Regions from separate parts of the Homo sapiens genome. Here region 2 is linked to region 1. A link is an interaction called in ENCODE POLR2A ChIA-PET data of the cell type or tissue named here. Cell type or tissue: A673. All regions are shown on one strand. Each heading gives the region's core, and the rest is flanking DNA. Links, peaks and the distances in the headings are about the cores only.

Region 1 (7,927 bases), core at 1,484-6,483:
ATTTAAAAATATTCCACTTGGCTGGGTTGACAATATACAATAAATATGACTTTGCAATTTCTAATCGCAAACCTTTTAATTTCTTAATTAGCTGCCTATAATTTGTTACATCCAATAGAAAGCAATAAGAGAGTAATTATTTTTTCTGCTTCTAATATTACTAGGAATATTTTTGCAAAACACAAAAATTTTTTGCAACTTTTTCCCTTTAAAGTTCTACTGAGCAGTTTACGGAATGGCACCCTGCCAAATGGTGATCCATTTTCTCAAAACATCGTTTGAGACCACGTTAACCATGCACACTAAGCTTATCTACTGCATCATAGTACAGTCACATACTTCATGCAAAATTATGTTTGACATTAAGTTATAAACCCTTAACGTAATAATAAAAAAATAAATAACCCTAAAAGCAAATTAAAAATATGTTTTCACTGGAGCAGGTTATTAGCGCACTGGAAACTTGATCTGTAGTAGTCAATCCATGGGCATGCTTCCATTTCTGGAGGGGTTTGAAATTTCTCTCTGTGCAGAGAAAAATCCCTAATTCATGAGAGGAAAATTAGCTAATAAAATAATTTTTTCCTCCTGAACTGCTCTGTTGATGAAAACATGTCCACTGCAATCATAGAAATGAGTGACTTTTCAAATAAAGTAGTTGGTGTTGCCATAAACAGAAGGATGGTAAGCCATTGCTTTTCTTTGCCAAGGGAAAGAGTAGCCAGCTGTGTCTAGCTTTTTTTTTCTACTGCAATATTTATATAAATAGGCATTTTTTTGGGACTGGAGTAGTCCAAATGAGAGGCCATCTAAGAGAGTCTGAGTTTCCTCTGAGTTTGTGCATTCTGAAGCCTCAGTCCTTAGTAAAAAATTTTCTAAAAATCCAGGAAAACAAAAAAGAAAACCCTTAAAATGATGAAAAAAAAAACAACTTCTACTTGATTACACCTGGTATTTCAACCATTGTGACTATTACCATGTCCCAAGTAGTTTTCTCATTTGTTGACACACCTGCAAATTATAGAGTTAGATTGTGATGGTGTTTAGTGAGTCCTAGGTTCTGATATGCAAATCCAGAAATTTATATTCTGGTTAAAGCACATTAATTCATTGCAGTCCTGGCTGCCCTTAAGCTGAGATTAAATTATTGCATAGGTATCTCCCATGATGAACCACAGTAACAACCATGCAATAATGACAAAATTTACGTCCAACTTATTTATTTACATGATTTTTCATTTGTTTTCATATGAGCAAAATGTTTGTCCTAGCTTACTTGTAGTAAAAATTAGTATTACTGTTCTCATAGTTAAAATATATTTTAATATCTATATAAATGTTGTATTCTTTTATAATGGGTATATTTAATGTAATGATAAGTAAAGTCCACGAATCAGACAGACTGGGTCTGTGAGGCAGATACAAGAGTACATTTTACCCAAGATAACATTTCAAAATGATTGCCAGGTAACCTGCAAAATTGTAATGTGTTGTGCTGCCAAATTCATTTTAGCATTGGGAATTAATTTTCTAACGTGTTTTTGGAAGAGGTGAATTAATTATTGCAGGCAATGTGATATCTTTGGAAGTTTGAAGTTAGACAGTGATTCAGATGAACATGGAATCAGTAATATAATTGGACTCAGTTCCTTTATCTTTCAAGGGCTCTTTTACATGACAACACAATATACACACTGCTCCAAGGGATACCTTTGGCACTTCTACAATTCCAATTTCTTTCCACACTCTCATTCATTGTTGATTCTTGGAACCTATGCAGGATAGAGGGGGATGGAGCACAGCTCTGTGTCCGTCTGCCTTCTTCAAGCAAGCTTCAAAGTCTCTTGTTTGTTCAAAGAACATTTGGAAAAGTTTTTCCAGAGAGAGCAATTGCTCTTCTTAGCTGGGAATGAAAAGCTTTGCTAGGCATTTCAGTGGGATTCCTGGCCCAAAAGGGGTCTGAAGGTGAACGGTACTCACCGGCGTGCTGGGATTGATCACGCACAGTCTCGTGGAGGAGTTGCACATTTAGGCTTGCCATGTGCCACGACATTCAACCAGGAGCTTGAGGCAGAATCAGGGGGTTTAAATCTGCTCTCACAGATGAGTTTAGAATGCTGTCAAGTAATACATGTTTGCTCTTGATATCAGAGATCCAAAAGACTATTTCAGCGGTGGAAAGAAGTCTCAGGCCCCTAGAAAAGAATAAAATGACATTAGCTTGTAAGGCAGTGTTAATCTGTCTCTGCTGGCAGTTACATTTCCTCAGTGTTTCCCTCCTTGCCTCAGTTTTTTCGTGTTTTTTTCCCACTAACAAATTATTTTCAGAGCAGAACTAGATCAGTAAACATATCGTATTAAAGTTTATCTGGTAATAATTGCTAAGAGGTTCACATTCTGTCATAAGTTTCTTTTTGTTTCCTCCTCTTTTCATATTAATGGGTGTAAAAGGAACTTCAGCTGGTAAGGCAGTGATCACAAAAAAAAAAGTAGTAGCTTAAATAGTGCAGATGGTTTTTTTGTGGGGGTCAACAGGCTTCCTCAGCTGCAAGTCCACGCTGTCAAAGGCTCATTGGTTATGAGTTAGCTGCGCTTATATTTTGGCCTTGGAGTTCCAGATTGAACATCTCTCCTCTGGCTGAGTTTTATTACCATGTAATAAAATAAAATCCAAGGTACTTAAACTCTTTTTAATGAGGACTACCAAAATATTTTTAAAGTTATCCTGTGGCTCTCCCTTTGTCCTGTCCATATTTTAATGAGACATGGAGAAAAAAAGAAAGAACGTTTCGACAAAGTCTATGTAACATTAATATAATGATGGGGGCATAAAAATTCCAGTAGACAGTCATTTTGTTTGTTTGAATGTGAAAGAAAATGACCAGGATTTTCTTTTTTCCTGCTGAATTGATTAGATTAACTAGGAAACACCTAGGCAAACAGCCTCAGAATTAAGGCAGTTACAGCTGGTTTCAAAAAGAAAACAAGATGACTTGCGTGCCACTTCTCTAGTTGCCCTTTTCTTTTCATTTACCTTAACTGTTTGTTTATTTTAATCTTGAATGTGGACCCCAACATTCTGTTAAAACAATAAGCAAACAACAAACCCAAATTGGCGCTTCTATTATAGTATTTTTTTTAAAGATTGTTTTTTTCAAACTGAGGAACTGACATTTTAAAGTGTAAGACTAAATTTATCTAGAACACAAGGTTCGAATGTGTTTTGCTGATATACTGACAAAACTATTGAATATATGTACAGAGAACCATAATGCTCATTTAAAAAGGACTGTAAGCAGCAAGTTTCTTTTTTGTTTATATCACTTTGACTATTTGACTACGTGGTTAATATTCTGTTGTAGTCTTCCTTTCTGCTATGAAAATAAAATAGACAACTAGAGCAATACCATGGCTAAATCACGGTAAAATTACTGCAACTGAATTGTTGAAGTGAATTTTTTTTTAATGACTTACTCTTGACTTTTTCAATGAGAAGCAATATGGTCTTCTCTTCAGGCATTCTGCATGTAGTTATTTGAAGTTGCACTAATTCTGTATCAGATAAAGAAAATTACACATATCTTCCCTAACCAACACACACAGCAGAGCACACTGGCTATGTCTCTTGCTAGCATATGGTGTTCATCATTAGCAGTAGCGGCAGCAGCCACCTCTTTTAGTTCACTGGTGGAAAATAGAGCTCCAACTCAAATCTCTGTCTGCTCGCCATAGCTCTTTCCAGTTAAATTGGTACCACAATCTGTATGGTTTCACCACTCCATTGGCAGTTTAATATAAACATCTGTTTCCAGTCTTTTATATCCTATCTGAGACTTATTCAGTCCCTCTGAGTTATCTGTCCTTTTCTCCTTCCCCATTTATTTCCCTTGACTTAGAAATGATATTATATTTTCCAATATTTCCTTGATCTTTTGCTCAGATGTGTGAATCATTAAATGTATTTAATTATCTTTTTTCTTTTCTTCTAAGCCTGTACTGTTTGTTTATAATCTCTTCTAGCCTTATGCATTATTAAGCTCTTTACCCTCACAGTTCAACTTTCCTTGAAAAAAGTAATGCGACTCCAGGTTTCTACGATGGAGGTCATTATTTCATTGTGATTGGCATCAAGATCAAACTGTGAAGAATCTGATTCAAGTTAATTGATTTTGTCTACTCTCCATCCATATTTTGCATTTACCACTGTAAAATGCAAAGATCTGAAGATTCTGGTGCTCAGGATTCATATTATTCTACTTTCTCTTTCATTAAATTTGTAATGTTGGAAAGTAAGGGTATTTCCTGAGAGGTAATAATCTCTGGTAGAAGCAGAGACCCTGAATCAAAGACAGTGGAGTCTTTTAATTCAACTGTTGGTTAAATGTCAGGAAATGTCCGGCCCAGAGGTCATTATTATTAAGTCAAATAGAACACTTTTATTTTCCTATCTCCTTTTTATTTTGGAAGCTGTTCATAAAGATTGATGCTGTGTAAGTCGCTAACTACAGGGAAATGGTGGAATTCTGTAAACAATTGGCAAGCAGAACTTTGTTCTTATTGTCCCATTAAGCTTAATATGAGGTGTTAAATTTAATGAAATGTGGTGAGTGAAGTGTTATTTTCCTATTGGTTACTGTAACAGTCATTAACAAGTAGGACACGACTAGTACTGAAAATAGAATACTGTATCCATGACAACATAGAGTTCAGCTTTTCCGTTTTCAGCAAATAGGGCAGCAATTACTTAATATTTCCTTGATTTATTAATTTCCTTATAAGTGGGAGTAACAAGAAGACTCTTGAACTGGGGATTTAATAATCCAAATTAGCCAAAGTTTTTTTGCTACATCATGTATGTAATTAGTCAATCATTTACATGTTCCCATGAACATTTGTTGAGATTCTAATGTATGGTAGACACTAAACATACAGAAATAAGTGAGACGTAGTTCCTGCCTACAAGTTGTTCATGGTCTAATTTATGCTGTGGTTTGCAAAGTGGTATCACCAGACAAGCAGCATGGGCATCACTGGGAGCTTGAGAGAAGTGCAGGTTTTCTGAGCCCATTCTGGACCTGCTCCATCAGACACATCGGGGTGAGGCCCACTGACCTGTGTTTGAGAACCACCAGTTGAGTGGAGAAATTAAACTCTTTTCAACTAATATCTTGCTTAATGTTCAAAATGAATATAAAAGAAGATACTTTCATTTAAGAGAGTTGTAATTCTTTCAGAGGTTCCACAGATATTTATTCTTTAGGTTTTTGGGCAAGAAACATAGGCCATGGACTAACTACACATGATTTACTAAAGCTTAAGGAAATAAAAATATTCCTAATGGAACCCTTACAAATTCCATGAGTCTTTGTTTTATCTCCTTAGTGAACGCATTGTCTCATGAATAGTAAAGAACCATCCTTAAAATAGAATTGCATAAGATACTTGAAGGAAGGACCACTGTTCTATTTATTTTACAGTCCTCGGTCTACCACAATGCTAGACAGATAAATGTTCCATAAATGCCCAGCCCACATATGGATTTAAACCCTGAAAAAGATTATTTAACCTCTCCACTTATATTTTTTCTTTTACAAAATGAGAGTGGAATTAAACATTGGGAGATAGGATGCTATCTCATGTCTCTTCCAATCTGAATATTTTATTATTCTATCTTTGGAAGTCTGTGTTTATTAATAAAGAGCTCTCTCTCTCTCTCACACACACGTGTATATAACTGATTTTACCTCATGTATTTATCCCCCCTATTGCTTATTAAATCTTGATTCTTAGTACAATTATATCTTGGTTTTTCAGTACACTCATGGCCTTGAATCTTCATCCACTCAGAGCTCCATGTGTATTCTTCCAAGCCATTGCTCTATACCCGGAACCGCCTTTTCTTGAACACACCACAGGATACCTCACCCATCTGTTCTGTGAAGCATTCCAATGACAATAACCACCTACCATTTTGTGCTATTATACAGTTATCTCCTTCCCCTTCATCCTGTTGGTATTGTGTATATTACTTAAGATGAGCACTCTAGTTCTTTATTTGCTTGTAAATTATAAGTGGTGGTGTGGTTTATAAACTCATGAAAATTATATTTCACTTGGGATGAAACTGGTAGAACCATTTATAATAACATCATGTTGTTATGTGGTATATATATTATATATAGGTATATATATACACCAATATGAAGAGTGAATTACATTGTAGGTAGGGTAATAGATTAGCTCAATTGTTTAGTATAACGTCAAGCTATTTGTGGTTCAGGTGTGAGCCCCATAGGACTAGTTACCTTACTATTTGCTATAGTTGAAAACTATAGCTCTACAATAAGCGGCTGTTTTAAGATGAAGATGGTGTTACACGTAGTATGGCAGAGACAGAGTGATATACTCTAAGGAACATTGTTCAGCTAATCAGACCTGGGTTCAAATTCCATCACCACTGTTTACTTGCTGTGTGCTTCCAAACAAACCCTGTAAATCTGTTTTCTAAAATAAAAAGTTATGAACACATAATCTCATGTTTTGGGATTGCTATGAAGGTTAAATAAAGTAAGGAATATTCGGGACAATCTATCACAGGGCCTGACACAAACTAGTTCAACATATGTCTTTGTCTGTAATCTAAATCTCTACCAAGAAATTTAAAAACTCGAATTGCTCCATGTGAATTTTACCCCAAGCTCTTGGTTTCAACATGCTGAAAAATTAACTCATTTTCCTCCCAAACCTCTTTCTCCTGTATTCTGTCATTGGATGAATGGCATTTCTACTCACACATTACATATCCAACCAAGCATTAATACCAAATGGTTTTTGCCTCTCATATTCATCCCTACAGTTAATTCCTTAATGAAGACTCAAAACACCTGCTTGGATCACAGTATAGTCTCTAAATCAGCCTCCCAGTTCTCACTCTAGGATGATGCAATTCATATTTCTTACACTGCTACCAGGGGTTGTTTTAAAATAAGAATCTTGATTGTATTATTCTCCTGTTTTAAACCATTCAGTGGTTATAACATTTTTAGATAAAAATGCGAACTTTCTGGCATGATATTATACACAATGCTCTCTTTAGTTTCAAAGATAACTATCCTTTCTCATACACTCTGACCTCTCTTGTTACTACCAAATATTTTACTATAGTTACCCTGAATAAATTACGTTTTGTCTTAATTTGGATTCTACTGAAAGCAGAGCCTGAGGCAAGGACTTGGTGGCAGGGAGTACATTTGGGTGGGTATATAAGGAAGTAGGACCAGAGATACAGGGTGTGTTTTTGTTAGCATGTGTTTTTGAAGTCCCTATAATGGGCAATAAGCCGTCATTCCTTGAAACATCTGAGAAACCTATAATACTCCCAGAATTGTCAGAAGGACAGAGGGCTGAGTCATTGATCCACCATTTCCTGTGCCTCACTGGTTGGTTGAAGAATGCCTTTGGCTGCATTTGTGCAGGAGCTAAATGGGCTTCCTGAGAAGTCCTTGAAATGGGAAATGCTTGAAGGGGATGCTAGCTCTGAGTTTGCACAGTACTGTGCAGCTATAGCAGAAATCACAGATGAGCCAAGGAACATGACACTGGGGGTCAGAGAGGGGGCTCCATTGTGCTCTGCCGCTGTGCTTTTGCATGAATAATTCTCATGTACCTAAAAAGTCTTCATTGCTGCTTCTTTTTCAAGTTTATATCGTTTACTCATACTTATCCTTCTCCTGGGATTTTTTTCCCCTGATCACAAGTATTATCTGAAAGTAATTCTTCTCTACATCCACATTATTTAGGATGCAGTGCTGCACCATCCACATATCACAATAAATGGCACTTGTTGTCTTACTTTTGTCCCTAGAATAAAAAGCACATTGAGTATGGGAAATGCTTGTCTTTCCTCTGGTTCATAGGACAATCAATG
Region 2 (7,927 bases), core at 907-5,906, 480 kb before region 1:
CTCTGGATCTCACTTCCCCATCTCTCAAAACCCCAGATAAATTCCATTATTTCTCAGTCACTCTCAAGTGACTTCACAGCAGAGGGGTCATCAGTTACAGCAAGCAAAAAGGTGACCCTTCCATCTTTCATAGTCCCCTATTGTGGGAGTTACATTCTTTTTTTTTTTTTTTTTTTGAATAAAGACAAGAGTCTCACTATGTTGCCCAGGCTGGCCATAGACTCCTGGGCTCAAGTGATCCTCCTGCCTCAGCCTCCCAAAGTGCTGGAATTACAGGCATGCAGGCATGAGCCACTACACCCAGCTGGGAAATACACTCTTAGGCTAACCTCCCATTATCCCGCCCACAGTCCCTTCACATGGCAAGCAGCCCTCCTTGGCAGGATCCATCCAGATAACTCAAGTCTGGTTACCTCCCACCATGACCACTTGCACGACAAAAAAAGTCATGCCTTCTTAACCATACAAGATGGACACATGCAGACTCCTCTACCTACTGCTCTCTCACTCAACATGCCATCTCGACTGACGCCAGTCATTCTCCTCCCCTCCAGGAACAAGTCTATGTTCAAGTGTGCTCCCAACTCTCAGAAATGTTACGTGATATGGTTAGGCTTTGTGTCCCCACCCAAATCTCATTGTAATTGTAATCCCCAGGTGTCAAGGGAGGAACCCAGTGGGAGGTAACTGGATCACTGGGGTGGCTTCCCCCATGCTATTCTCATGATAGTGAGTGAGTTCTCCTGAGATCTGATGGTTTACAAGTGTTTGGCAAGTTCCTCCTTCACTCACCCTTCTCTCTCGCCAGCCACCATGTAAGATGTGCCTACTTCCCCTTCCACCATAACTGTAAGTTTCCTGAGGCCTCCCCAGCCATGCAGAACTGTGAGTCAATTAAACCTCTTTTCTTTATAAATTACCCAGTCTCAGGTATTTCTTTATAGCAGTGTGAAAATGGGACTATGATCACGTTTTCTCAAAAACTCTCTGGAAGGTGCCACTGCAGCACAAGGAAACAAGATTCTGCAGCTCATTAAACATCCAGACAAACTACATATCAATTTACACTTCTGGCAGACAAATCCAAATCCTGGGCTGGAAAAAAAAGGTCCATTTGGGGAGAAACAGGGAAATGTCACAAAACTAACTCCCCACTAGATTAACAGCTCCATCGGAATGACACTTTTAATCTCTCTTCTAATTTCTCCTATATGCGGGAAACAGGTGTTGAGGGTGAACCAAGTCTATTCTCTTTTACTAAGCCCCACATCCCTCTTTAGAAAGCAGGGTTACTTATTACCCTTTGGTTTCAGCTTTGGAGCTTTAGCAAAAATACTGAAACAAACAATTCCTAGTCATCATTCTATTATCAAAAGTGTATAATTCCCCTACATTTACCACTTACCTATTATGAGACCTCTCATTTTAAGCAACTCAATGTGAAATACAGATTTACAAAAAAATGAGGGGGAAAGCTACTGACTAAACATATCAAGGAAAAAGAAAAAAGGAGATTCTTCATCTGGTCATACAAATTTTACCTTAAAGATTAGTATTATTCATATTTAATTATATATACATTTCATGAAGAGCCAACTGTTTACAATGGAAAATGTCCACATTAGAATTTAGATTAAAACATGCTACCTGCAAAATGAAAATGAAAAATTCTGTGCAACCAACCAGGTCAATAACTGCATATCTACTTATCAATAATTTCATATATACTTAATCAATCTTATTATCATTAGAGTTTTTTTTTTTTAAATAGATATATCTTTAAAATATACTAGATTTCAGCTATTACATGAAGAATACTCCTACAGGCTCTCTGGCTTTGTAAAAATCATTTAGTACAAACCAATATTCTTGGTACAAAATACAGACATCTACAAACTTGAACTAACAATGCATGGTAGAAATGGGTATAACCATTTAGGAAAAGTTATACATATAAAGTTATATATATAATTATAAAATTAAAACATAGCAATCCTATCAAAGAATAATTTCACTCAGGTATTTAACACAGAGAAAATGGAATACATGTTCATAAAATGACTTATACAAAAATTCTGTTTATAGTGATATGATTTGCAAGAGCCAATAAATAGAAAAACAGTCAAATGCTCATTAACTGAAGAATGGTAAACAAATTACATAAAATAAAACACTGCTCAGCAACAAAACAGAATGAACCACTAATACATGCAACAACATGGATTAATCTCAAAAACATTATGTTGAGGAAAAGAAGTCAGATACAAAAGGGTATATACTCTATCATCTCATATATATGAAGCTCAAGAACAGGCTAACCTAATCTATGGAAATAGAAATCAGAACACTAGCTGTCTGTGGGGAGATGAGGAAAGGGAAGGCCTGATAGAAACAGTGCATTAAGGGGGCCAGACGCAGTGGCTGAAGCCTGTAATCCTAGCACTTTGGGAGGCCAAGGCTGGCGGATCATGAGGTCAGGAGATCGAGACCATCCTGGCTAACACAGTGAAACTCCGTCTCTACTAAAAAATACAAAAAATTAGCCGGGCATGGTGGTGGGCACCTGTAATCCCAGCTACTCAGGAGGCTGAGGCAGGAGAATGGCGTGAACCCGGGAGGCAAAGCTTGCAGTGAGTGGAGATAGTGCCACCGCACTCCAGCCTGGGTGACAGAGTAAGACTCCGTCTCAAATAAATAAATAAATAGAAACAGTGCGTAACGGAACTTTTAGGGATGATAAACTGTTCTATTTTTTGAAAGTGGGATAGTTAACATGGGTGTACACACATGTCAAAATTCACTTAAAAATTGGTTCACTTTATTGGACATAAATTATACTCCATAAAGTTAATTTTAATTTTTATGTATTTATTTATTTTGAGACAGGGTCTTGCTCTGTCGCCTAGGCTGGAGTGCAGTGGAGTGATCTCGGCTCACTGCAACCTCCACCTCCAGGGTTCAAGCGATCCTTGTGCCTCAGCTTCCCAAGTAGCTGGAATTACAGGCACGCACCACCATCCCCGGCTAATTTTGGTATTTTTAATAGAGATGGAGTTTCACCATTTTGGCCAGGCTGGTCTCAAACTCCGACCTCAGGTAATCCACCCGCTTCAGCCTCCCAAAGGGCTGAGATTACAGGCATGAGCCATCGCATCCGGCCCATAAAGTTAATTTTTAAAGTCACATCTGATACCTTACTTCTCGAGGATGGCAAGGATAGCCAGTTAAAGTGTAATCTCTTGCCCAAAAGCTGAAAATAATATGGATAATAATCATAACAAACTTATAGCCTAAGTCAGATTCTAAATCAGAAATCCAAGTCACCCAGTATCATAAGATACAAGGATAAGTCCAGCCTATAGAAATATCCATAAATGTTCCCAGAACAAATGGGAACAATCAGCATGTCTTTTCTTGGGAAGCCATTACCTGAACTAGCTGGTCACCTTTGACCACCATAAGATAGAAATACAACTTCATATTAAAGGTCACTTGTTCCTTCTTATCCAGTATTTTCTCTGTCTCCTGGCAGTCTTTGAGCAGCTCACTCACATATTTCAGTAACATCTATTTCTAAATCACTTTTCTGCTCTCTCTTTCCAAGTCGTCTCCCTCTTTGAGAAAAACTTTCTAGGACTATTGTACTCTTGAATAGCCCTCCTACTTCTCACCTCTGTCCAACTGTCTTATTTGTTTGCCTATGATCTGTTTGCCTTTTTACTTTTCTGTATTTTCAAACAATTAGAAAAGTATTTTTCACTCTAACATTTTGAGTTCATGATTTCATTCATTTTTACCTGTCCTGTCTTCATTACCACATCCCACACCAAGGTGCCACAGTACTCACATTTAAGCTCTGCCATGACACTATCACCTTGGCTGTGCTTTACTTCACTCCCCCTGGGGGACAAATAGCAAAGCCAAATATCCCACATCATTTTGCTCTATATCTCAAAAAACATAACCAGATCATCTGACTCCAACACCCTACTGCACAGTTGCCTTTTGTATTTAAAAATGCTAGCCTAGGCAACATGGCGAGACCTAATCTCTACAGAAACTAAAAAAATTAGCTGGGTATTATCACATGCCTGTGGTCCCAGCTTCTCATGAGGCTGGGACGAGAGGACTGCTTGAGCTCAGAGGTTGAGGCTGCAGTAAGCCATGTTCACATCACTGCACTCCAGCCTGGGCAGAGTGAAACCCTATCTCAAAAAAAAAAAACGCTGCTGCTAAGGCCTTGTTCCTAACCAAATGGGTCCTTTCCAAGAAGATGATATTTTGTTACAGAGCTGCATATATCTGCTTGTAAAGCCTGTAAACATTTACAGTTCTTATTTTAATGAGCTTCATGATACCATTATCCAGTTATCATCCCTGCATCCCAAAATGTTTGGTAGTCAGCTTTGTATCAGATGACTGCTTGAACCAGTCCTCTTTCAAGTACTTTTCTACAGATTCTATTTGGAGGTGATCCAATTCAGCTTATGATATATAGCAGTTTCTTTGGTAGCTCATGATCACCTGCCCTCCGTATATGAGTTTTGTACCATGGCATCACTTACACCTGAAAGTGCAGCTATACAATACTTTACTAATAATAAAGGCAACCCATTAGATGGTTGAGTTCTAGTGTCCAGATACAATATTCGCAAATATGTCACTGCTTCTCAAGAAGGCTCCAATGTCATTCTACAACACTAACATGAAGTCATTCGTGTTAAAAGCTGTTAATCTTAAAATCTCCCTACATGTATGCTGGCCTTTCAGATTTCTTTTCTATTCACTAATAACTTATCAGACAATCACCAGAAAGAAAAGGTCTCTGCACAAAATGAGCCACTAGCTGTATGATTCTCTATTTCAATTCTTACTCTAAGACTTTGTATACACCATTTAACTTGTTTCCTCATAAGGAAATTGGGATAGTTGCACCTGTTTCAAGATTTTGGAAAGACAGAATTTATGCAAAATGTCTTACTCAATGTCTGGCATACTGGAGACTTACTAAACAGTTCATAATGATAACAAGCCACTGTATTCCATTGATATACTTACTCTAGCACCCTTTTCAATCCAAAAATAGAGTGTTCATCTATGATCTTACTATCTATCACAACACATTTAGATCTCATTCTCCCTTTTATACTCCACTCATTTCCCAATGTCTGGAATAGCCTCACTTTCTCCATTCAAAAAATTACCTCTGACTCTCTTTAAAGAAAAGCATTTTAACCAGGGATTTTGAGGTTGGAGGGAAAGGTGGTTAGAAAGGGACCCATTTAAATAGTCACTGCTATACTAAAATGAATAAATTGGTATGCAACAAGATCTTCAAGGGGAAGGAAGGAAGGAAGGATGGAAGGAAGGAAGGAAGGAAGGAAGGAAGGAAGGAAGGAAGGAAGGAAGGGACAATAAAATGAATACAGCAATGTATACCTACTACACCCTTACCTTACATTAATTTTTCTCCAAAATGTTTTCTGGAGTCCACGAATGCCAGGATCACTGCCTTCCTCATATCCTATAAATATCACGACTAAATGGGTCCTTTGTAAAAAACACTGGAGAAAAAGATAAAACTGATGAATTCTCAAGGCTTTCCAAATCCCAATGTTTTGTCATTTCAGAAAGCAATTTATGAGAACTCATCAGACAAGGGAGTGGAGGAGAATAAAGCTAAATACTCTTCTGACCTGATACAAAACTAGTTTTAAACATCTGGATTTTTCTTCTTGATTATATTCAATAAATCAATTAATGGCTCAAGAACCATCTAAAAGATGCTTTTTTTTTGCAACTGTGTTCTCTAATTCAATTAAATGGCACTATGCACTCTAAAATGAACAACTTTTTTATACTCACTCTTATGAGATGGCTCTCAATTTTAATATAGACAGGTAAACTTAAAATAACTTCAAACTATCAATCTATATTTATGTATTCATTGGCATTATTATATTTTGAAAATGGTTTGCCTTAAAAGGAAAAACATAAACTGCAATCTACAGTGTTCTATTCATCGTCCCTTTCCCCTTATTGAAGGCCTCCAGAAAGGCCACAATGGACTTCTTAAATAGAATGGGATATCAATGTTAAAAACCACGTATTTCTTATTAAATTTACCTTATCTATAAGGTAAAAAGGTGCCTGCTGCTCTATTTAAATAAACACACACACACACACACACACACACACACACACACACAAATTGTGGTCCTTCCTAAAGTGACTTGTATTTGAAAATGGCAAAGCTTTCCAAATATTAATCACAGTAATTCCAAATTCAGTTCTCAAGGTAGTTCAATTATGGCACAATAAATGAATGATGGCATTTAATTCAAAATCTCTGAGTTTTAGAATCCAGAACATCCCTTTCATTCCAGATTCAAAAGAGTTTAAGGTATTCAAATGCTACAACACACCTGTCTTTCAGTTACAGGCATTGCTTCAATGAAAAAACAGCTTAAAAACCATGAAATGAAATCAATTCCACATAAAGCTATTGTAAGATTCTGATCTCTAATCTGACTTGTAAATTAGATGTGTGCAACTTCCACTATCCAGCAACCTGCAGATCTTTTTCCTAGCAGGATGGCGATGTTAGTTGCACTGCACTCTGACCAAAAACATGCAGTGGTGGCAGTGGCACACTGAAAAATTGAATAGTATATCCTTTGAATAAAGATTTCAAGGTAAGTCATGAAGGAAACTTTACTGTTTGTTGATGAACTGTATATGCTATATAAAAAGTAATCTATGGTTTATATCTAGGCTGTAGAGTTTTTGTTGAATGCTAAGATTTAAAAATGTTGAAGATTCACTGAGGGAAAAAAATGGGATTCAACATTGAGAGAATCCATGCACCTCATTTCCCAGCACTGCTTTCAAATACTCTATTACTGGTATAAATAGTATACCAAAAGTAAGGACTCTCAACCAAATAAAACATCAATTTGGTTCAGAGAATACTTTGATGTTCCAATTTCTTCTGATTCAATACTTCTAAAAAACAAAAATACATAGGTTTATTTTCAGTTCATACCTGCTTGCCAAATCATTTTAAGTGAATTTAATTTAGTTGATAGGTCTAAAAATATTAATTTATGAATTCAACTGTTCTATGGACACTAACACCATACAGTGTGACTCTTTACTATTGAAGAGTCCACTGAAAAGGATGTTTTCCTAGAAAATTCTGAGTATAATAGCTTTTTGCAAATAGAAACATTTTAAATACTCTAGATGAAGGCAAAATTTCAAGAATCCTCCAGGCAAACACTTCCACATGAAAATCATAGTCCTGAAATTAACCCTTTTAGTCAACAGATGTTTTTCTTTACTGTATTTCCCTTACAGTGAGATAACCCAATACTAAAAGGTGATAACTATATGAGTTTCATAGATATAAGATCTTTAAAGCTTGATTACCAAAGGAATTACATTATGGAATGATAATATAATACACATTCCCCAAGTAAAGCTCAAATTTACTTCAACCACACCAACCAATACCACCAAAATTTTTTTTCATTTATATATATATATATTTTTAGTCCTGAAGTCCTTGGAATCATAGTAGGGCTTGGTGCCATACTGGTGTCACACTCTGCCAGTCATCCAAAGAATATGCCACACTTCTTTTTCAACTCCTTTGTCTACCAGTGCATCACTGGACCCAGCAGGCGGCTCACCCAGACAATTTCAGTAACGGATTTTGGCTCTCTGTGCATAATAGATGGCAATCCTTAGGAAGTATCCAGTTTGTCTCATAGCTGAGAGATTTGAACCTGCTGCAGATGTCACATATAAATTCTTGGATGGATTTTTATCATCAGTGTCACCTATAAAATAAGACAGTGTCACCAACAGCATCGTCCTATAAAACATCTATTTCAGCACTGCTAAGCTTTCAGCATCATGACTG

The links. ChIA-PET counts read pairs that join two places held together with the same protein. Peaks named below come from ENCODE experiments on the same cell type or tissue, not always from the same donor. Only the 100,000 strongest peaks of a DNase experiment are listed, where the experiment ranks them.
Region 2: POLR2A ChIA-PET joins it to region 1 with 11 read pairs; 2 of 35 experiments call an interaction of 5 or more read pairs at or near these places.

What each region holds. Positions count from the first base shown.
Region 1 is chr2:144,794,589-144,802,515 of GRCh38, forward strand. The region is part of intron 2 of TEX41 (testis expressed 41); the gene reads left to right. Among named protein-coding and RNA genes, the nearest start is that of LINC01966, 83 kb to the right of the region's middle. In A673, for the core only: no CTCF peak of the experiment used is centred there; no DNase peak of the experiment used is centred there.
Region 2 is chr2:144,312,025-144,319,951 of GRCh38, forward strand. All of the region lies in intron 1 of QTMAN (queuosine-tRNA mannosyltransferase), which reads right to left. Among named protein-coding and RNA genes, the nearest start is that of QTMAN, 17 kb to the right of the region's middle. In A673, for the core only: no CTCF peak of the experiment used is centred there; DNase peaks (open chromatin) are centred at 5,247 and 5,397; H3K27ac peaks cover 2,595 bases.